Linked DNA regions of Mus musculus: region 1 is linked to region 2. The links are chromatin loops, found by intact Hi-C in ENCODE. Cell type or tissue: heart. All regions are shown on one strand. Links, peaks and the distances in the headings refer to the core of each region. The heading gives the core; the rest is flanking DNA.

Region 1 (12,048 bases), core at 4,441-9,440, 75 kb after region 2:
GGCAGTTTTATGGAGACTTCACTGCATGCACGTGACTGACATAGAGGCACCGGGGTAGGAAGGTGATTGGACAGAGAAAGCAGGAGAGGCTCACAGAGGACTGGGGAGCCTATCAAAGTTGTCTGTCCAGATTCTCCTTGGCCTCTTTTGTGCAGCATTCCTTCTTGCTGGGTGTGGACAAGACTGGGGATTTTATGATCTCCTAGACAAGGAGAGTCAGAGAGTTTCTTTACAGCCAGCTCCAAGAAAGAAAGGCAGGGGAAAATCAGAGTGAGTGGCCAAAGACAGTTATGAATGAGGCTCAATACAAAAATCATAACCTTAAGAGGTGGTTTTTGTTGTTATTGTTGTTGGGTTTTTTTTTTGGGGGGGGTGCCTTTAAAAGAAAAGGCTTGAAAGTATGGTCGTGAAGGGTTAACTTTGTAGATGACAATATAGTGTTGCCAGTCAAAATTTGAACATGTCTGTAAAAAGTTTCTAGGATTCATCCCAGGGAAAGTAAATTCTGATTTTTCTGGCTTCCGTTGGAGAAGAGAAAGTCAGTTTTTCTGGCCTGCCTCCCGGAAGGGAAATTTCTTTTTTGTTGCCTGCCTTGGGGAAGGAGTCATAAACCAGGAACCCAGGAAGGCATCATCTTGTCACAGTTGTCTGGTGTCCTGACTTTAGCCTCACCCGGCATCCTTCCTGTCCTGGGACCTGTAGCAGAGGGAGCAATTAAAAACAACGCAAACCAGATCACACCAGTTTCGTAGCTTTTTACTGGGCTCTGAGTAAAATTCACATTCTTCCTTTATCGTTGAATGCATCTGTGAGCTCTGGCCTTCCTGACCCTGTTTCCCAACTCTTGCTGCTCCAGGCACATCAGCCCCATTCCTCACGTCCTGTGTGAGACCACAGGATCTGCGGAATATCTGGATCTGTGTGGTTATCTTCCTTATCATTTGACCTCTGCTCTCCAAGTCAGGCTTCTTCAGGCCACAGCCTTCCATCCCACTGTATCCACCTATCACTATACTCTGTCTCCTGTTTTGTGGGTAGCAGTTATCACACCTTGAATCACTCCTGGTCATTTAGCTGTCTCAGGCTTCCTGCCTTTCTTCCTACAGAAAGGAGGAGCCTTGTAAGTCTGTTCATTGCCGTAAATGACCATTTAAAGCCACATCAGCTCATGGTCCATTCTGGGAATTTTGGAGATGGATGGATAAAGGAATCTGTGCCAGCTGAAAGACAGGAGCGCTGATGAGAGATGTGCAGATGAGTTAAAACAGCTCACTCTCAGTCTGGATCACACACAGATGGGAAGCTCTTGTTCTGGGGGCTAGATAGATAACTCCACCTTAGAAAATCGTGGCTAGCTTTAGGCAGGACACTGTAGTTAAGCTTAAAGAGAAAAGATAGGCCAGGCTTGCTGTCGTACACGTTTACTTCCAACACTTGGAAGGCTGCAGCACTATATGGTGAGACCCTGTCTTACAAAGCAAGCAGGGAAGGAGGGGGACAACCACCAAGGTTCTGTTGTGTCTTCTATTCCATTCGATGTTCTCTGTGTCTGCTTTGTTAAACAGCTTTCTGCCTGACTGCTTGACTGCCTTTCCGTTCTCAAAGCATGCTGCTGCTGTTGACCTTTAACACTCTTGGGAATCTGGCCTGAATTCACGTGGTCATTTGCAGGTAAATGTACCTATGTGTAAAAAAGATGTGCTTATGTGTGGAACATAATACTGATTTTAACTGATAAATTTGTTTAAGGATATGAGATAATCAACATTTCCATGTTATCAAACTTGTCTCTGAACACATTTGAACATTATTATCATGTAGATGACAAATAAAATGCTAATCAAATACTGAAGATACAATACGACACTATACTGGGTTAGGCTAGTGATGGTGGACTACATTGCAAATATCACGCCAAATAATGGTACATGTGGTATGTGTGTTTATATATATGTTTGTGTATGTGTGCATATGTGTATATATGTACATGTGTATGTGTTTATATGTATGTATGTATGTATGTATGTATGTATGTATGTATGTTGTGTGTGTGTGTACGCACTCATGTTAGTGTGGAGGCAGTTTGATATCTTCCTCTATTGCTTTCCACTGTATTTTAATGGTTAGGTCTCTCAGTGATCTGGAGCTCACTGATTTGGGCGAGATTAGATGCCTGTCTCACTCTCCCAAGCCTGGGCTTACAAGCCTGTGATACTTGATTTTTGTTTTCTCATTGATGTTGGTTTTGAATTTAGATCCCCAAGCACTATACCAATGGAGCGATCTCTACCGCTCTTATAGGAATGTTTTTAAAAGCTAGTAATGGTCCTCTCACGCCCTGCACATGGTCAGGATGCCCACAGAGGGCAGAGGAGGATATGAGATAATCTGCTCTATTATGCTCTGGCGTATTCCCTTGGATCAGGGTCTCTCACTGAACCTGGAGCCTGACAGTTTGGAGCTAGGGCTGGCTGGCCAGCGAGCCCCAACAATTCTCTTTTCTGTGACCCACAGCGTTAGGGTTACAAGCATGGTCATATACAGCTTGTTTATGGGTCTGGAGTTCCCATGCTCTTACCCAGTGAAACCATTTTCCTGGCCCCCCCTGCATTCCTTCCTTCCTTCCTTCCTTCCTTCCTTCCTTCCTTCCTTCCTTCCTTCCTCCCTTCCTCCCTCCCTCCCTCCCTTTCTCTCTCTCTCTTTCTTTCTTTCTTTCTTTCTTTCTTTCTTTCTTTCTTTCTTTCTTTCCTTCTCTCTCTCTTTCTTCCTTCCTTCCTTCCTTCCTTCCTTCCTTCCTTCCTTTCTTTCTTTCTATTGCAGATTGAACCTAGAGCCTCATCCATGCTAGGTAAGTCTCAACCACTGAGCCACATGCCCAGTCCTCTTTTTAAAAACCTTTACTTTTGGAACAGGGTCTTGTTAACTTGTCCAAGCTAGCCTTGAACTTGTGACCATCCTGCCTCAGCTTCCTGAGAAGCTGGACTGTATATCTGCCTGACTAGTCCTATCTAGTGAAGATTTTGTCATTCAGAATGTGAACAGTTCAAGATTGTTCTAGTAATCTTGGCAGGAGATGACCACAGGTTATTTATGTGTTTTGCTTAGAAGGTATTCATACTACCATATGCTCTGCCTCTCTACCTCCTACTGTAGCTCAACCTGGCCTCTAATACACTATGTAGCCTAGCCTAGCATTAAACTCTGTGATTTTCCTGCCTCAGTCTCCCAAATACTGAGTTTATAGGTGTGAGCTGCTCACTTGACTTTGAAGGCTATTTTATTATGATAACTTGTGGTAAAAAAACCAGGCTAAAGTTTCATGTATTCTGTATAGGACGCTAATATTTATGACACCTGTCTGCTCCACGACCCTTTAACATTTCATGTAACTGATAGTTTGATTTGTCACTACTAGAATTTAGGCTTCCTCCAGAGAAATTGAGACTGAAACTACAAGCGAACCCTGCTTTGTCTTGCTTTGTTGCTGAGCTGCATATGGCTGGGGACACAGTTTACACTGATAGCAAAAAAGGAGGACCCCTAGGTCATTTCATAAACATTGTATTTATAATTTTGTTTTAAATTTTTCTATTAAATAGGCAGGTTTATTTCATTCTCATTATCACAAAATAAACTTTTCACGTTTTGCTACCGACCCACCTCCAAACTCCAATGAAATGAAAAGATAGAAGCAAATGTACTTTTAAATGTAGTGTGTCAGATACTATTGCTTCCTTCTCTAAATGCTAATCTCATCCGTTTTAGTTTTAAAAAAGATTTATAATTTTAAAAATATGTATGTATGTATGTGGGTACATGCAGGTGTAAATGCAGGTGTCCACGGAGTCCAGAAGAGGGCATCAGATTTCCTGGAGCTGCAGTTACAGGCACTTCTGAGCTGCCATGATGTGGGTGCTGGGAGCTGAACTCAGTGATCTGAGAGAGTAGTATGCACTTAGCTGCTGAGCCATCTCTCCTCCTTCTCACTGAACTGCCTCAGCTTTGCGCCGATGTTGTGCAGCCGCGACGTACCTTCTGAGTTCCAGAGGGGATATGCCATGGAATTGTATTACCCTCAGCAGAGACTGGCATTTGGGCCCTTGTGGACAATCAGCTAGAAAGGAAATCCTGTTGGGAGGAGCATTTGGGGAAGACTTTTTGAGTTACAGAGTGTAGATCATCTCCTTAGGACGTTGTTGAGGATGTAATATTTGGACCCAATAGCCATCTTGAGACCTAAAGTGTTTTTCATACAAAATATATTACTATCTCTGTAAATTAGCGATAACCCAGAGAAACTTTGGGAAGCATCAAATTCAGTTGTTTCATTTATTTTTGTTGGGCCTGGTTTCATATTGTTTGATTTAGTAATACACCCTTAGGAAAAACCCGAACTCTTAATCCAAAAGATAAGTTTAAGAAACAATGATAACGTTGAAAACAATTTAACCAGGGGCCATTTCAGAGAGATCATTTATGTGACATCCATGACTATGTAGTAATTTCCAGCAGTGTCCTACCATCAGTAACTCACCGAGTAGGCAGAATATTCCGACTAGGGGGAAAATGACCCACCTAAGATGGATATTTGCAGAATTGAAGAGGTACCCACGGATGCATTTAGCCTTATCACAAACATTATGATATAGCATAAGCCAACATAACATTTTGTGGAGTGTTTGCTATGCTGTCTATGTGGAGTGCTTGACTCATCTGCAGACAAGTCTCACCACAACTCAGTGAAGTATTGTTGTCATACCTGTTTTGTGTATGGGGAAATGGAGGTTAGGTGACAACAAGCAGCTTGCTAGGAAATGGAAAAGCTGGTATGTGAGCCTGGCTCTGAAGCTAAGGCTCCCTAATGACTGCAGTTTTCTGCCTGAGAATCAATTCATGGTTAAGACACTGGGCAGATGTTAGATGACTTAAAAAAAAAAAAGAAAAAAGAAAAAGAAAAAAGACACACAGCAGGCAGACATTGTTGGGTGACTACTTAACAACTATTCTCTCCTCCTCCCTTAAAGAGGACCTCTGCTTTGTTTGAAGGTGACTTATGATCAAGTTAGTGGAATGCTAGTAATTGCATTTTCTTTTGCCAGTGACTGGTCTAAGGTGGTCATGGCTCCATTTTTCTAGCCTACCACAGTGGCCACAAGCTAGGTAGGATTTTTCTCTTTCATCAAATTTGGACTAACATTTTCTTACCCTTCTTTCTTGCTTCATATAATGACCTTTGAGGATGTGATGTCTGGAGCTATGACAACCTTGTAATTAATAGGTGACAGGCTTGGAGACAAAAGTTCATATGGATATGATGTGGAAGAGTAAACACAAAGAGCTCCGGACCTTGATAATAGACTGTCCAACTAGTCCTCAAACTACCACACTTAAACTTTATGTTAAAGATGTAATAAATGACAGTGTGCTCTAAGCTATTATTTGTCAGATGTTTTGTTCCTTGTTGCCAGAGCCATTCTAAACAGATACAGTTTAGGCAGAGCATTGTGTTTCAGTCTCAGCAAAAATAGAAGATGTGAAGGCAATCGAGTATTCATTCAGGAATTTATTAGTATTAACTAGTTGTCCATAAAACAAGTTAAATTTTTTTTTAAATTTCAGATGTTGGTCTATTTGAATGATCCACATGATGCCTGTGAAAAGTATTTACTCCATTGGGTTCCAGACGCTGGGCTTTCTCTACCCCCATCATAAGTGTGAAGGCCATCTGGCTTCCAATCCACTTGGCCAGAGGGAGCCTCAGCAGGATGGAGGGTGGTATTAAAGAAATGTAGTTTCTCTCTTGGGTGACTGCTCAGCAGACAATCAAGGACTGAAGGTTACAGTCTGGCAATCTCTCCATCAGGGTGTAGATAAAGGTCCTGTCTCTGCCTGGCAGGTCCCAAGCCTGCAGCTCCAGGGCTCCACTTCCCTTATTGTTTCTTGAGTCCAGCCCACATTTAGTGTTTTTATTTCCCCAGTTCAATGGTGTGAAGGAAATCACTGTAGCTGTCTGAAGCTTGATCTAGTTTGTAGAGCTCCTCGGAGTTTAAAATAAGGGCTATCATTAAAGGGAGTCAGAAGACATGCCCTGTCACAAAAGTGAGACAAGTGCCCCAGTTCAGAGAAAACACTTTCCAAGAAATACTGGACGACTATTTGGATGAGGTGAAACATTTACGAACAGAGGGCATTCCAAAGACGAGAAAGCACGCGTTCAATGAAGGAAGAAAAAAAGCTTAAGTGTTTCTGAAAAATTAGAGCTGGGAGAGATCTGAGGTCTCCCTTGTTCTGAGTCACTTCTTCCACCTTCTTACAAACAAGCAGACGCGAAGCAGAGATCTGGTCAAGGTCAAGCCACCAGTGTCAGGACTTAGCTCCGCAGGCACCAGGTTGTTTTTTAATCCATCTCCTTCCCGCTTTCCTCAAATGATCTTCTAGTCAGTCTCTCTCGCTAAGCTGCAGTCTCCTCGAGAGCAGGATCACTGTTTTCTTCATTCTTGGAGTTCAGTAGCTAGTGTAATTAATGATCTTCACTCTCAGCTTGTTTCCGACAGGCTGTCTAACTTGCCCGAGATCACACAGCATTCGAGCACTGGACTGTATTTTACCCTCAATTAACAGGATTTCGCCAATGGATCATTTAAGAACATTCATTGAACGAATTAACAAATTCAAACCCGTAGAATCCGTTTCAGCCTTAACAGGCCCATTTAGTGGCTCCACCGTTCGGAGTAGCTGGGCACTGGACTCCCAGGATCCAGGCAAAGCACTCCCAGGATCGCCTTCGGGCTCCAGCTCCGAGGCCCCGCCCCCTGCCCAGCTGGGCACGCCCCACCTTGGGGACCAGGGTCCTTTCAGTGTTTGAGTTTCCCTTGGCTCCAGCCCCTGGCTGGAGGGCCTCTCCCCTCTAGGCGACCTGTGCCCGCTCCCAGACCAACCCTCTCTTTTCCCTCCCCCTTCTCCCTCCCTCACACTCTAAACTTCTTTTTTCCTCCCTCTCTAAACTTCAGTCATTCTAGTGCCCGCCTCCTCTACTTAGACCACCCAATCAGAAATCAGCATGCCCGCCGAGGGCCGCCCCCAGCTGCCAGAACCCAATCCACGGTGCGGAGCCGAGAACTGGGCGGGTCCTCCGGAGCAGAGCTGGTGACGGCAACGCGCCGGGCGCTGCGCTGCGGGAGGGGGCGGGGCCGGGCCGGCGAGGGCGGGGGAGGGGCCGAGCGGGGAGGAGGTTGCGGCGGGTTTGAAAGCGCCAGTTTCCTGGCAGCTGGGGCAGGCGTTGGTCTCGGCGCTCCGGCTCCGCAGCAGCCGCGCTCCAGCGAGCGACTAAGCTCGGTGCGCGCGTACCGATACGAGCCTCGGTTCCAGCCGCTCCCTCAGCTCCCGCCCCTTTGCCTCAGCCTTTCCCGCCGCGCGGGCGCCGAGTCCCGGCCGTCGGCGCTGACCCCGCCCGGAGACCCCGCCGGCGCCGCCCGCGGGGCGCGCGCTCCCTCCGGCTCTCCTCAGCGGCCCGCGAGAGGGGCGGCTCGCGGCGGCGCGCGGCCGGCGGGCTGAGGCGGGGGGTCGACGGCGGCGCCCCTCTGGCCGGGCTGTGCGCGGGGCCCGGAGCGGCACCGCGGCCGCCCGCGCGGGGGCTCCCCATGGTGCAGCGGAGGTCGGGATGTCGAAGACGTTGAAGAAGAAGAAGCACTGGCTCAGCAAGGTGCAGGAGTGTGCGGTATCCTGGGCCGGGCCCCCGGGCGACTTGGGCGCCGAGATCCGCGGCGGCGCCGAGCGCGGCGAGTTCCCTTACCTGGGGCGGCTCCGCGACGAGGCTGGCGGCGGCGGAGGCACCTGCTGCGTGGTCTCGGGCAAGGCGCCCAGTCCGGGCGATGTGCTGTTGGAGGTGAACGGGACGCCGGTCAGTGGGCTCACCAACCGGGACACTCTGGCTGTCATCCGCCACTTCCGCGAGCCCATCCGTCTGAAGACGGTGAAGCCAGGTGTGTGGTCGCCTTGGGGACCCGGGTCCTGGTCCGACTCCCCGGGGAGGAGGGGGGAGGGGGCGGCGCCGGGGTTTCCCATTTTGCGGCTAGTAAAACTGAGCTCGGGTGAACCGACAGCTGTGTAGGCTGTCAGGGAATTGGCACTAGGAGCTGGCTTTCCTAATCCAGCTCGGTCTCCCACCGCATCAAGAGTTTTTATTTTTATTTTTATTTGCCTAGAGAAGAGCCATCTCTTTTCTTCTCCCCTTTGTGGAAACAGTCCTATGATGATAATCTTTTCTTTGGAACGTATTTGCGTCTTCTAACGGGGAGAAAGGGCTTTACTATGGAGACTCGGCGCCGGATCGAGGGCCGAGGTTACCACTGAAAGCTCCTGGGAGGGCTCAGCTGGCCCAGTGCGTCGTGCACGACCGCAGACGTCTGGGAGCTGACAGTCCCACTCTGTGGGTCTAGGTGGCTCAGGTGTCTGAGTCCCAGTGAGGTACAGTGTGTGGTATGAGGCAGTGGAGCTGTTGTGTCGTCTGGATTTGGAAGGAGGACCCAGGTGCCCAGCCGAGCAAATGCCTTTGTAAAGCTTTCAAATCTACAGTATTTGTTGAAGCGCAGGGTAAAAAAAAGAACCCCTTGGTGCCCTGGTGTCTTTGATGCTCGTAAAATGTGCTGCAAAGCATGTTACGCTTATGGCATACTCCCTAGCTGGAAAGCATTGATCAGACTGCGCAGTCTGGTCTGGTAGTATGTAGTAAGTTTTCTTACGAATTTGTAAGAGAAAACACTGTTGGACCTTTCGGTATTGGTAAAATATGGTTCTGGCTTCTGAGGTGGTTGTAGACATGGGCATCGTGATTAATCATTGTTACTAGAAATCAAATTGTTTCTGCTGAACGTAGATACGGTACATCTGAACATATGGGGCTGCCAAACTGACTTGGGCTAGATTTTGGTCTTCCCCGTTCACTACAAAATGCTAGAAATTTCTAGAAATTTTAACACGTTCTCTCTCCCTCTCCTCCTCTTCCCTCCCCCCACTTCTTCCTCCTCCCTCCCTCGATCTCCCTCTTCCTCATCTTCAGCTCACTTTAGGACTGCCTCTTAAGTAGTCCTTGAGCTAATTGCAACTGATGGTTTGATGCAATATCCATGTGTTGTGGGTATGTGACATAATCTTACTAGTTTACATGAAGGTACTTTTCATATAATCTATTCTATGATACTATTAAGATTTGTGTGTTTATGGGTTTTTCTTACTGTTAATCTTTAGAACTTTGTCAAACTATAAATACCCTTTCTGTGTTTTTGAGGATTGTAAGATTCTTAACTCTTAACTTTTAGAACTATATGTAAAGGGTGGAGGGAACACTTTTGGGGCTGTAATTCGGTGTGTTGGTTACTGTTTATAATATTCAAAATACTATACATTTACTAGCCCAGGTAGGACTTAGGTCATAGGTTCTCAACCTGTGGGTCTCAACCCCTTTGGGGGTTGTGTATCAATTATCTTGCATATCAGATATTTATATTATGGTTCATTGCAGTAGCAAAATTACAGTTATGAAGTAGCAATGAAATAATGTTATGTTTGGGGGTCACTACAACATGAGGAACTGTATTAAAGGGTCACAGCATTAGGGAGGTTGAGAACCTTTGACTTAGATGAAATCCCATGAGCCAGCAGATAATGAGAATATGTGCATCATTGCTCTGTTTTGTTTTGATCAGTTGGGGCATTACTGAAGGAATAACAGTCATAAAGTTGTTGAGGAAGTTGTTATATTCCAAATCACTGTGGTTTGTTTAATAGATGAGAGGGTTGGCTCTTTAATAAACACCAATCTGTTATATACCTTTCGCATAAAATTGGAGAAAATACTTCAGGGTTTAAAGTGCTATACAGTAGTATTAGTTAACTGTATTGATAAAATCTTCCCTGCCCCAGAATATAGTCAGCATTTTGTATTAATAAAATTTTGCCTTCTTGTCATCCAAAGACACTGTCCTGCTTTAAATATTAAGTGAAAATAAAGGGAATAACTGGTGTCAGTGCTGCACTACAGCTTATTAGTAGCAGTTTTGAATGTTGTGCTTGCTTTTTAAAATATGCTCAGCATTGATAATTTGTAGTGGGTACCACTATTTTTGTGCCATTTGAGATTTAAAACTGTTCTAAGCAAATTGTAATGAAAAATATTTGTTAGGTAGTATATGACTTTCTTAAATGGCATTTTAAAAAAGCATCATTTACAATGAGATACCAAGGGTTTTGTAGGTTAAACACAAGCTTTAAATACTAGAAATTAAAAACTTGAAGAGGTTATTTGTAGAACTTAGGTTTAGTTAAAAAACTGCACAAGTATATCTCCAGAGAATTTTGGAGTCTATATGGTTTTGATTTATTTAGAAAATCATGAAAACAGAGTTTAAGGTATTCTAAAAAGAAACTTTCCCTGCCCCCACTCCCATTTTTTCTAAACTTTGTGAAAATTTTAATTCCAAGCATTATGTAGTAGATTTAGCACTCTTGGCTGGTAACTTGTTAAACTGTATTCTCGACAGTCATTTAGAAGCTAAAGAGTAAAATGCAGCTGTTTCTGTAAATTGTCTTGTTAATGAGGTATGCTCTTATACTGTCTTTTGACAGTTTGTGGCAGAAGGACTAGCTGGTGGACAACAGCACTACTTCTTTACTCCAGCCTTTCTTTTTCTTTTGTCCTGGAGAGGCTCAGGGCAGCCCTGTCAGTGCTGTTAATGCAGGCACATAGAATATGTCTTCTTTCTGATTGTCTTACTTTTTGCTTTAGAGTTGTATTTATTTTGTTGTACTTTTTAATTTGAAAGTGTTCTTTACAATTTGGATCTTTCTTTGAATTAGAGAGTTCAGTGTTGGTTTAGTGTTAATATAGTAGTACTTAGTAATCAATACTTTAAGATTTATAGGGAAATCTTTAGTCTCATTTATTTCTTGGCCCAATTAATCACCAGTTTCTTCTTTTTTTTTAATATTTTTTACTACATATTTTCCTCAATTACATTTCCAATGCTATCCCAAAAGTCCCCCATACCCCCCCCCCCACTTCCCTACCCACCCATTCCCATTTTTTTGGCCCTGGCGTTCCCCTGTACTGGGGCATATACAGTTTGTGATCTGTGGCTTTTGTTTTTGTTTTGTTACTGTTATTTAAAAGAGAAAAGTTATCATTTGAACTTTTGAACTTTGGACCATTGAAACCTTTTATGGTATAGTCCTGTGATTATAGTAAGTGCCTTGTTTATATTCTTAAACAAATTTTATTTGGATTAATATGATCATTAGTTAATTTTGTTCTAAAATTCCCTCAACTGTGAATGTGTAGAGTTTTAGAACACATTAATATTTGCTTCTTAGTTCACTTTTAAATATTTCATCACTTATAAATTACACAGATTTTATTCTAAAGATTAAATATTGCATTATAGTCTAAGTATGTGAACTCATTTTGTGTTGCTTTATTATGCACACAGTGCATTGGACTGTCATAACTCTACTACTGTATCTCAAGATGAAAATCACAGGGAACATTGTGTTTAATGAAGTTATCTGTGTGTTTAATGACTAATTTGAAGCAGAGTTTGTAACATGTTAATTAAATGCAGGTAAAATGCTCTCCACTGACTCAGGGATTATAGTGTCTAAAGGAATTTTGTGAAAATGAGCTCAACCCCAGAAGTATATTCCCCTTTATTGAACAAGCTTTACTGGATGGTTTAAAATAAGGAGTATGTGATAATGCAAATAACAAAAACTCTTGTTTTGCTCCTCAACTCTTCGATCCTTTTGCTAGTTTTTAGTGTAGTGGGCACGTTGGAACATCATTGAATTTTGCTTAAGTGGTTTAGTATCCAAAGAAGAGAAGAACGAAAGAAATGAGACTTAATTGCTTGTCTCCTAGGTTAGTAATACTACCAAATATTCAATATATTTTTTTAGCCAATAGAAACTAGAGATTAGGTGAGGCACTCCTTTTGTTAGAGACAATTGCATCACATTTTGATAAACTGTCATTTGAAACATTCTTGCTTTTCCAGA
Region 2 (12,048 bases), core at 2,998-7,997:
AGGAGGGAAGGGTCCTTTACCTCTCTCCTCTCAAGGCCTCCTTTCCATTCCCCTTACATTTCCCTCTCCTCTCTTTCCCTTACCCTCCCTCAAAAAAAAAATCTTGCTCTATAACCATGATTAATATACAGTTCACTTTATAGACTAGGCTGGTCTTGAACTCACAGAGATCTCTGTCTCTGCCTCCTGAGTGCTGAGACTAGGAGGTGCCTCCTGGGTGTGCACTAGGGCATGTGCTCATGCCTACCCTGCCTTTGCTTTTCTTCAACAAGAGAGCAAATCCCAAGCACACTCCTTCAGTGGAAGGAGCACATGCAGGGTAGTTGACCTGGATACGAATCCTGACTCCTCACTCATCTATGTAATTCTGTTCTGAGATGCGGTGGGAGTCAAGGATTTGGTAATGGTTTCTTTAGGTGGAGGAGATACCTGCTACATATTCGAGCACTTGCTGTTGGCCAGAGAGCCACATGTGTCAGTTCTTTTGATTCTTGTTATAATTCCACGAGGCAACTTGATAAAGGCCACACAGCTCATGGAATCCAACTCTGCGTTCTGAGTTAGTAATCCAGACCACAGCTGCTTCTGTGACTCCAGCAGCCTTCAGCAAGCGTCTCTATTGCAGGTGTTTGAGCTCATAACCAGTAGAGTCAAAGAAGCTGCAAGAAAAGCGTTTGCGAGCCAGCCAAGATGCGGCTACAGTTGGTACTGCAGACCCTCTTAGCCCTGATTTTGGCTTTGAAACAAAAAGAGGTCCTGGTAATGGTGTCCCTATTAGCCTGACGCCATGGCTGTTTCGGGCAAAGAATGCCGAACTCTTTGATTTTGCAGCTTAACGGAAAGAACCCTTCAAAGGCAAATGGGTCGTTACTGGAAAGTGAACGCGTGAACTTTTTCTTCTATCAATATATGCTTATGAAAAATAATCAATGAGACAAGGAAGTGCAGCAATGGTATTGCCTATGGGAAGTTTTACTTCTGACAAGCCGCACAGTCCTTTAGTGCAGCATGATGAATAAGTAGCTCTGTGCAGTTTTATTTTCTTATTTTCCTTTCCAATCACTGTGATCCATGAGCCTCCCAACGCCTATCCCATCCAAAGCATCAGTAATAAATCATAAATATTTATAACATTTAATCATGAAGCAGCCAAAGAACTAAAGAAGTGTTACATTATTCAGCAACTCATTAGGCACCTTGAATGCTGATAACCCAGGGCTGAGACCTGTGAATGGTTCCTTCCATCACCCATTGTTTCTTCCTTCCATAGGAAAAAACATTTCTTAATGTTCACACATGTTCCTCCTCCCTTACAGCAAGTGTGGACTAAAGCAATTAGACACTGTCGTCCTAGAAATGGATAATTTAACAGTAAACAATAACAAAGTGCATCTTCCGTGCCATCCCATGATAGAAAGAGAAGGGGAAAACCAGAGTGGGAGTGGAGGTAGAAGAGAGGACAACAATTACAGAGCCCTCCTGAGAGCCAAGCAATAATGGCTGGAACATCACATTTCCATTATTAATGACTCCACTGCATTTCTAGTCCCATATTCCCTTTGTTGTATTACTTCTGGAGGGAAAATATTATATCTGCTATTCAGTCTCCTGGAAACACTAACAACAAGAACCGCACAAACATGGAAGAGTGGTTCCTTTAAGAGATCAGGAGCCTCATGCTGGGTGTGTTCAAGCAGGGTGTTTCCTGTACAGAGAGAGAGAGAGAGAGAGAGAGAGAGAGAGAGAGAGAGAGAGAGAGAAACAAAGACAGAGGTACAGAGAGAGAGAGACAGAGAGACAGAGAGGCACAGAGAGAGACAGAGACACAGAGAGAGGCACAGAGAGAGACAGAGACAAAGACAGAGGCACAGAGAGAAAGGAGATAGAGACAGACAAAGTGACAGAGAGTGAGACAGAGAGACAGATTCGTTTTACTGGATGAGTTTCAACAATTATTTTACTTTGTATTTAAAGATTAGAGGTTTTTAATTAATTGTTTAGCATATAAAGTAAAGGCTTTCACTGTAACATTGCGTGTATCTATCACACCATTCCTCCTGATTCTTGCTGGTGTCCTTCCTCTCTGCAAAACAGTCCTCCCTTCTGCCGTCCTGTCCCCTTTGTTCTGTTGTTCTCCCTTGTCCTCTCCCCTATGACCTCTTCACTCACCACTGTCTCCTTCCTACTGTCACGTCCTCCATACTTGTGTGTGTTGTCTTTCTGAGGTTTCCATCACCTATGACCCTGCTCAGTCCCATCTGCCTTCCAGCAAGTGTCACGATCTCATTCCTCTTCACAGCTGATTAAAATTCCATTGTGTACGCATCACATTTCCTCCATCCATTCATTTGCTGATGAGCATCTAATGATGGCTATTATGAGTAATGCAGCAATAAACATGGCCATGCCTAGATCTCTGTGGTATGCTGAATCAGTGGTTCAGGTGGACGCCTGGCAGGGTACATCTGAGTCATATGGTAGCTCTATTTTTAGTTCATCAAAGAACCAACATACTAATTTCCATAGTGATAAGCCAGAACACATCCCCATTAGCTTTGGTTGTTTTTGTTTTTTTTTTTGTTTTGTTTTTTTCCATGTTTCAGATAAGGTCTCACTGCGTTGCTCAGGTTGGACTCTCCAGAAATCTTCTAGTCTCAGCTTCCAGAGCCAATTGGACGACAGTGTATCTGCCACTCCATGTAATATGAATTTGAGGAGGAGTCTTCCATCAGAAAAGATGCTATTCCCTCAGGAGACAAAAGCCAAACCTCATTTTCCTTCTACACCAGACATTTAAACTTGGCCTATTCACTTTCCCAAACTCGCTTGGTGTTACAGAGGCCATGTGACCCAGATCTGGCCAGTGAGATGAGAGAAGGCTCTAGAGGCATGGGGGAAGCTTTTGAGAAAATATTGTTGAACCAAAAAATAGGCTCATGGGAGCCTCATCCACTGCTGGTGGGATTAAGACATGATGTAGCTTCTTTGTTTTGTTTTGTTTGCTTGTTTCTTTCTTTCTTTCTTTTGTTTCTCTCTTTCCTTTTTAAAATTACATTTATGCATTTAATTGTTACTTTTTTACACTTTAATATGTGTACCCTTTGTATACTGATTCCTTCCCTACTACCCTGTCCACAAATATCCTCCCTGTGAATCTTTCTTGGACATTTCATGTCTATTTTATTTTGTGACCCGCCAATATTAACCTGGGTCATCTATGTGATTGTGGCTTTGAAGGTATCTGTAGGAGCCTGGTGGAATCAGCAGTTAGCATGCAACTAAAAACAGTGATTTCCCTTCTCCCATAATTTATTGATAGACAATAGTTAGGAGGTGAAGAGTAGGCCCATGAGGACCATCCACTTTTCTAGAAGGCTGTTGATGGGGCTGCTCTTGTGTTGGCGCAGGACCAGTCACAACAACTGATGTGAGTTCATGATTATAGTAGAAAGTCTAGAGAGTGATAATGCATACAGCACTTCAAACTATCTTACATTCTTCCGATTCCCTCACATACATGTATTTGTTTACTTATTTTATTTGTTTGTTTGGTGGTGGTGGTGTGTGTAGAAGTCAGAGAACACCTTGCAATCAGCTCTCTTTCCACCATATGGAACCTGGGGATCAAACCCAAGTTGTCAGTGTTCCTGTCAAACACCCTTGCTGAGCCATCTCACCAGCCCATGGTATAGCTTCTTTGTACAAGTTTGTCAATTCCTCAAAAAAACAAAAAACAAAACAAAACAAAAAAGTCACTATACAGCTGGGCAAGTCCTAGCTATACCCAAGTAACTGGAAAACATATTTCTATATAAAAGCTCAAACCCAAACACAGCAGCAGTATCCTTAATAGCCAACGAATGGAGATAGTCCCAAATGTCCACATACTCTAATAGATAGATTTTACTTGAGCACAATGGAATTAGACAATAGTGATGATTCACTGAAAACCCCTGGAAGATGTGTTTTAAATGAATGGATTGTTATGGTATGCAAATTATATCTATTTAAAAAATAGAGACTCAGTGGACATAACAGCCACACTAGGATCAAGAGAACAAAAGCCATTTGCCAAGGAGGATGAGCAGTTTGCAGGCCCCAAAGCTGCTTCCTGTTTAAGATTATGCAGGTCGTCTGAGTCTGGCTGTTTCCTGTTTAAGTTGTAGCAGGTCGTCTGAGTAAAGCTTTAAATCAGAAAAGGTCATTTACGGAGGATTCCCCATGTATAAGGTTATTTAGTGATTGCGCTGGAGCAAGGAGTGGCTTATGTCTAAGTTCACTCTGCTGCATTATGACGCTATGATGAAATATGAAATCTATTCCGGCTATCTTTAAGAAAAATACAATAAATATGAGTAAGTTCCACAATTACTATTTTGTTAAGCCATTCTCTGCAATCAAAGGTGAAAAGTCTAATTTTGGGTTGTTTCCAAAAGTGCTTGAAAGAAAAACTCATAATGGTAGATCTTCATTAGTGCTCTTGGTAAGACCAAAGACATTTAAATACTAGTTTGTTGTGTAATAAATAGCCATAGTCTGAGTGGAAGGGAAGCCATTATGAATGAAGAAAGCATGAGATATGTTGACATTTATAGTCTCCACTGAGATATCAGCAGGTCTCACTGCCCCATTAAAACAAGCTTTCTGAAATTTGTAGCTAAAATTTTCCATCTAGTTTCATATGTTTTTACTGTCACACACACACACACATCAAAAGAAGGATAATTGGCTTGGTGGCTAAAGGTAGTTGCTGCTCAAAGCTGGCCCAAGTTCAATCCCCAGAACCTACAAGAAGATGGAAGGAGAAAACCAACTCCACAAAGTTGTCCTCTAATCTCTAGACAATGGGTCATGGCATGCCCCCCACACCCACACAAAATCTCCCCCTCACACTAAATTTTAAAAATGAGTATTCTTCAGTTACTGATTTTTTTTTCACTGTTGTGATGTCCTAATTCTGGGATTCTGAATTTTAATGTTGTTAGGTGAATGTATAGTGGTTACATTTACTTAAGTCAGCTCTAGAAAATGAAATATAGTTTGATTTTTCACGCATGATCATTCTTGGATGGACTTTACTCATGTGGAAGGGAGGGTGGTCTGATGTCTTCCACTCATTAGGCATTTAAATTACCAAAAAGTTTGTTCAAAGACTGAAAAATCAAATTAACCACATAATTGTCTGAGCAAATAAAGGACGATTATGTGATGAATTAAAAAAAATGGAAGTGTGCTCAATAATAATATGAATTCAAGAATGCATACAGGCTAAGGCATTTATTCTTCATAAGAATTTAGGGACGAGAAGGGGACAGACTCACTGGGCTTCTGTCGGTTTCTGTTTCCATGGCAGTGAGGATGACTCACTATTAAAAGCTGGACTGTTCCTTACAGGCCACGTCTTGAGCAATATGCTTCCAGCTCTGCTCATTTGACTTCAGATTCAATTGGTGTATCATTCTCAGTTGTGCAAAGAACGTGTGCGTGTGTGTGCATGCGTGTGCGTGTGCATGACGTGTAGGGAATCAGAAGTTTAAAGATTTGTTCTTGTTTGATAGTTAGTATTGTTTGATCTAACACATTCATCTTTCAGCTTCCTAACTGTGGGAACAGGACCCTGGCTCTCTTCTGTACCTTTTCTGCTCAGTATTCATTAAAGAGAGCATGTTTAATATAAACCTCTAAAACTATGGCCAATAATTTTACAGGGAACAAAACTCTAACTTTAAAGACTTACACTTTCTATACTTACTACTTTTCCCCCCTATCAAAATACTGTGAGTGCTCATTAGATTAAATTCTAACATTTGGCAACCAGCTCTATGTAGTTATGTGACAGGGAGCCCAGAAGGTCAGCTGAGGATATTAGCAAGGCAGAGGCTGGGTGTTTTCATTAAGCTTGGCTTGGCTCTATCAAGCTGATACTGGAAGAGAGGAACACTGTCTCAGAAGGAACAAGGGAAGCAAGGTAGCTCAGCATTTGTGACAACATCTGAGAGCACACTTCCTAAGTATAGGGAGGAGACATATGGAATTTCTCTAAAGCTTGAAATATTATACTTTTCAAGGAGGAAAAAAAAAGAAAATAAATATGTTTAGCTCTACCGGTGTCTTTGCTGATGAAAATAATCACAATAATTAGTCACTGCATCAAAAACGCATTGTGGAGAGTCGCTCAGCTGGAACAGTTACTTTCCCCCACCCCCCTGCCCTTTTAAATCCCACAGTCACATTCCACAGTCGTCCCCCACACAGAAACCTCTGCTACTTCAAGAGATCAGTTGTGACGCATGCTTCTATGCTAAGTTTATAAATATACGCAGATGTGATCACAGGAGAGTCTTGAGGTTCACAACCAAATGCTATGGCTACCTAAAATAGCCGTGTTTCTATTCCATGCTCCTTAATGATGTGCCGTGTTTTGATGTCTTTATTCTTGTGTGTTTGTTTGTAACTCCTCAGAGCTGTGATGATGCTGTGAAGAAGGCCCCTCCAGGCACTGGATATGTGTGCCTCTTTCTGAAACCTAGAAAGCCAGCGACTTCCAGGCTGCAGTAGGCATCAAATCTGATGCCCCAGGGCAGAGTGCAGCTTCCCTGGTCCCCTCTGCAGCCTCCAGGTCTTATACAGCCTAGATCCTGAGTCAAACCTGAGAGATCCTAATAAGAAGCAAAGACCAATTTCTCCACACTCCTTAGACTGAAAGGTCGATAAAGTAATATTAATGGCATCAAGGATGATAATGGCCACTTTAATGGCAAGTCGAACTTTAATATTTTAAAGAAATTACCCTTACATTGAGATTATTAAGATGTAGGGCTACATTAAGGAATAGAACTGTTATGAGCATGTGAAAGGAATCAACTCCCCAGAAGGGGGGAAAATCACCCTTGGCAAGTACCATCTGCTTCCATATTTTTTTCTTATTGGTTATTGGGCATTATCACGAGCATCAGTTTTTATGAGATGATCTAGATATATAGGCTAGAATGACTTTGAACTTCTGACCTTCCTATGTGAAACTATAGTGCTGGGATTACAAGTGTGCACCACCGTGGCCAGTTTATGCAGTGCTGGGGACTGAACCCACGACCTCATGAATGCTAGGCAAGCATTCCACTGAGCTTCCTCCCCAGTCCTGGGATGCATGGTGGTTATTGTGCCCATCATAAAGAACATTATTTTTCTTTTCCTTCCTGGTTAAAATTTAAAGAATTAGTCAGCTCTTCTTCCACTCAGCCATTAGGAAACATCTAGAATTGGTGGTGATCTGACTTGGAAAGTGATTTCTTAATGCTCTAACTTCAAAGGACCTTTGAAATCTCAGCACATAGGGCCCAGCCCAGGGTTAATCCAGCAAAGTGGCACTTAGTGGCCTGTTCACGGTTTGTTTTGATGGGTCGTTAATGAGTAGTCATGCATCACACTTGCATTCTAAAAAGCACAGCTTTCTGTGCGGTTGCTGGCATCCTTTTCTCTGTGTAGTTGCCATGTTTTTTTTTTTTTTTTGATACCAAGAGCCAGTGGACCAGATGGAAACAGTTGGGTTTTTTCTACCTACATCCTACATGACAAGCATGTACCATCTCTAGTTCATGTGTTGGCTTTCTTAGGGTCACAATACTGGTCTTTTTCTTCAAGCTAGGAAGGACATTTGCCACAGAGATGGTGTAAGAGTGTGTCTCCCCTACTTAGGATCCTCTTGGCTCTCCGTTCCTCCTCAAGAGAAGAAATTGAGTGGTTCTAAGTCTGGGGTTCAAGAGGACACTAAGCAGATTGCCCTGCAGCATGCAGAGAGGGGGCGGGGGCTCTGGAGAAAGGTCTGGCTCTCCCAGGTGGAGTGGAGATCCCGTTTTATAGGTCCCAAAGGAAGAGGGAGATTTTACTCCACATAGCTGAGATAGTCTACAGCACAGGCCATCAGCCAGGCCGTCTCTGATTCCTGGAGAGAGGTAGGAGGGGCCCTGAATTTCAGGAAGGATGTAAGGGGTATGAGAAGAGGGCACCTGTAGTTGAAGTGTACCTGCCTGTCCTGGGGTCTGGCAGACTACGTAAACTTCCTTGGGAAAATGCAATAGTGCCTCCTGTTTTCCTGGAATCCAGGCACCTGCAGAGTTCCTTAGGGGTTTAGAGTCTCACAGACAGTCTTTCCACAGAGGCTCACAAAAGCCGCTGTGGACCACCTATAGCCCTGAACCTGAGAGAAAGAATGGTAGAAACGGGAAACAAAATGAAATGGTCACGGAGGGAGTTCACCTCTTACATTGCTGGAACGACATGAGTAATGGCATCGTTGCTGTGGCTTCTCTCTGGTCACAGTTCCGTACCCACATACCTTTCGAAGGTATGTATGTGCGGACAAAGATGTAGGTATGAGTATGTGTAAGAAAGAAAGATTCCACCTTTCCTATCCCGCATGGAGGAGCGTTTCTAACAACTTAGCTCTCATACATATGTAAACTCTCTTAGCTGGAAAATATCATCTATTAAATTGCTCAAGGTCCTTTTTTAAAAACCTCTGTGATAAATTATTTTCAGAGCTCCGTGTCAGGAAACGTTTGTCTCTCTTGACTAAGGGGCCTGGTTTTTGTTGTTGTTGTTTGCTTGTCTGTTTGTTTTTGTTTTGTTTTGTTTTTTGCTACTGATAGAAGAAAAGTAAGGGACCGCTTTGCGTTTCCCTTTTTGCGTTGGTTACTGGAAAGCTAAAGTTTGAGTATGGGCACGGTCACTTTTTCTTCCTTAGTTTTGCTAACAAAAATTTCACCCTCCTTCCCTTTTGCATTTTTACCTATACTTCATCTGATAAAACGATCATATTCAAAACCAAAACTTGCAAGGTTTATAGCAAATTAAGAATAACGGTTAGGTCTTTTACCCACTGGTTATCTTGAAGTTCGCACATGTAGTTTGTGGTGCGGACTGCTTGCTTTCTCAGTTTCTGCCCAGGTCAATCTCCACCTCCCACAGCTAACTTTTTGTAAAAGAAAGGGAACGTTTGTCTCTCCTGAATATAGGCCTGGGTTTGTTTGTTGTTTGTTTTTGGTTTAGTTTGATTTTTTTTTTTTTTTTTTTTTTTGCTACTGCTAGAAGAAAAGTTGTTGAGAAGAAGAGAAAATTCCAGTGGGTCTCAGGATTCAGAGCGTTCCTGTGAAGGAAAAGCTGAGACACACTTGTTGAAACAGGATGCTTGCTCTTAAGTTTTCCTTTCTGTTTTTAATTTATGGGATTAAAAAAAAAAACCATTTGCTTAATTAGCATCTGCATTTTGTCAGTAATAACCAAGTTACATATTACTTTTCTGTGTTTGAAGTTGGACCCTATTTCTTCAGTTGGGTGTGTTCAGAAGCTGTCATAGGTCCATAAGCCTTGATTTTTTTTCTGAGAATTTTTAGACTCCAAATATTTTGTTCCTATCCAGATGGGAGAAAAATGCACCAGAAATTTTAGTGATTCAGTGTCCTTAGTACATTTTATGGAAAGATGAGAACAGAAGTCTCAGGTCAAGCTATCTTATTTAGAACTTAGAAACTGTGTTCATCTCCTGCTCAACAAGAGGGAAACCGCGCCTGGTACCGAAAGCCTAGCCAACTGCTCAGTGTCAGTGAAGTCGTGGGTACTGGAGAAGAATCTACAGCCACTAATTTATTAAACGGGAATAATTCCTAACAACCATTTAAACATTTGTCCTTATACCCACAGAGAAGTGTGGTCTTAGCTCCTCAGAAGAAAACTTCCCTTTACAACAGACAGATGCTACAATCAATCAATATGCAGAGTTATGGACCCCCATCCCTAATGGATACTCCAACAAAATGTAAGGCCCAGGGAACACTGATGAAGAGCAGGCAGAAAGACTGTAAGAGCCTGAAGTCCAGAATGTGTTGTGAGATTGATTATGTCAAAAGTTACACCCACGAAGTCTCACCAACGTGACTGCCCAAACAAGCTGAACAAGGATAACACCTATGGACATGTTAAAGGAGACAGGGAAAGCCCATGAGGCCTGGACACCATGCAAAGAACCATAGGCAACTGGGGGCAGGGGTGGGGTGGGGGGTGGGGTGTGTCCCCAGGGAAGAACACAGCAATTGATTCTACAGTATTAAATAGTCAGCCCTGAGCTGAGACAAAAGGATGGACCATCTAGAGACTGCCATGTCCAGGGATCCATCCCATAATTAGCCTCTAAATGATGACACCATTGCATACACTAGCAAGTGTTTGATGCAAGGACCATGATATAGCTGTCTCTTGTGAGACTAGGCCGGGGCCTAGCAAACACATAAGTGGATGCTCACAGTCAACTATTGGATGGATCACAGGGCCCCCAATGGAAGAGCTAGAGAAAGTATCCAAGGAGCTAAAGAGATCTGCAACCCTGTAGGTGCAACATTATGAACTAACCAGTACCCCGGAGCTCTTGACTCTAGCTGCATATGTATCAAAAGATGGCCTAGTTGGCCATCACTGGAAAGAGAGGCCCATTGGACAGGCAAATTTTATATGCCCCAGTACAGGGGAACACCAGGGCCAAAAAATGGGAATGGGTGGGTAGGGGAGTGGGGAGGGGAGGGTGTGGGGGACTTTTGGGATAGCATTGGAAATGTAATTGAGGAAAATACGTAATAAAAAATATATTAAAAAAATAGCCAGCCCTGAAAACATACATACTAACATACTAGTAACATTATACAGATGGAGCAGGCTAGATTTAGAAATGTATACATATATATGTATATGTGTGTATACACACACACACACACACACACACATACATATATATTCACACATTTCAAAATATATGTATATATTCTAAATATATGTATGTATATATATGTAATAATAATTAAGAAAGGAAGACATGAGTTTGAAGGAGTGAGGAGGGGTACATGGAAAGGGGAAGGGAGAAATGTTGAAATTATTTTATAATCTCAAAATTTGCCCATCAGAACCTTGCATTTTATGAGGGAATTGGAGAATATAAACTATTACAAGAAAATAGCTATAACCTGCTATGGCTTATTAGTCTAGTTTCATTTTTGTTGCTATGATAATACATAACGAAAGGCGACTTGCAAGGAGAAGGGTTTATTTGGTTTACAGTTCCAGGTTATAGTCTCACTGTGGGGAAGTCAAGGCAGGAACTTGAGGCTGCTGGCTAGTCACAAAGCATGCACCATCAGAGAAAAATGAACACTGAACGTATTTGTGCTCACCTGCTTGCTTGTGCTCAGTCCAATTTCTCTTCTCTTACACAGCTCAGGAGCCTGTGCTCACAGTGGGTTGAGTCTCCCCACATCCATTAAGACAAGCCTCCACAAGCATGCCCACAGGTCATCACACACAATACAGTCAATCCCTTACTGAGACTCTTCCTGGATGATTCTAGGTTGTGTCAAGTTGACAAAACCATCAAAGATACGCTAAGTTAGTATTAGAATCTTGGTATTTATAACTTGATTCCCAAGATTTTCTTATCAAGACCCTTATTGAGCAATGGCTACATTTTCTTTGAATATAGAATTTGTTCCAAAGAACTTTGCAATCCACTAGAAGGCAAGACAAGTTGATTTATAGTGCTAATCACCTTCTATGTGCGATCCATTTGTAATATACCCATCCTAATCATGATCTTACGATAATTTGGTCTAGTAAGCATGCACACACACACACACACACACACACACACACACACACACACACCCCGAGAGAGAGAGAGAGAGAGAGAGAGAGAGAGAGAGGGGGGGGGGGAGGGAGAGGGAGAGGGAGAGGGAGAGAGAGAGAGAGAGAGACTTGTATTTTATAGATGGGAAAATCCAAGTATCTGGAGTTGCTTGGTAAAGTTTTGTAACTCCTACCCCAGCACCCTGTCTCTCCTAGGTTAAAAAGCACACAGTGGTGTTTGTATTAAGGCTTGCTGTGCGGCCCAGAATGGTTACATAGATTAATCGGTCTTAAGTGATTCAGAAGCACTGAGTAAACAGGGGTGTGTATGCACGAATGAACAATCACATACCAAACAGCTTCCAGCCCTAGACATATTTGAAG

Evidence for each region. Peaks named below come from ENCODE experiments on the same cell type or tissue, not always from the same donor. Only the 100,000 strongest peaks of a DNase experiment are listed, where the experiment ranks them.
Region 1: it touches region 2 in a loop (2.2-fold over the local background); 3 of 42 quality-filtered maps call a loop at or near these places.

What each region holds. Positions count from the first base shown.
Region 1 is chr3:104,215,579-104,227,626 of GRCm38, reverse strand. It overlaps Magi3 (membrane associated guanylate kinase, WW and PDZ domain containing 3), which reads left to right and starts at 7,221. Exons shown (of 21, transcript NM_001159354.1): 1 at 7,221-7,982. The coding sequence starts at 7,661. In heart, for the core only: a CTCF peak has its summit at 6,725; DNase peaks (open chromatin) are centred at 7,076, 7,856 and 8,486; H3K4me3 peaks cover 3,750 bases; H3K27ac peaks cover 3,521 bases.
Region 2 is chr3:104,289,391-104,301,438 of GRCm38, reverse strand. No RefSeq gene overlaps it. Among named protein-coding and RNA genes, the nearest start is that of Gm5546, 65 kb to the left of the region's middle. In heart, for the core only: no CTCF peak of the experiment used is centred there; DNase peaks (open chromatin) are centred at 5,398 and 5,878.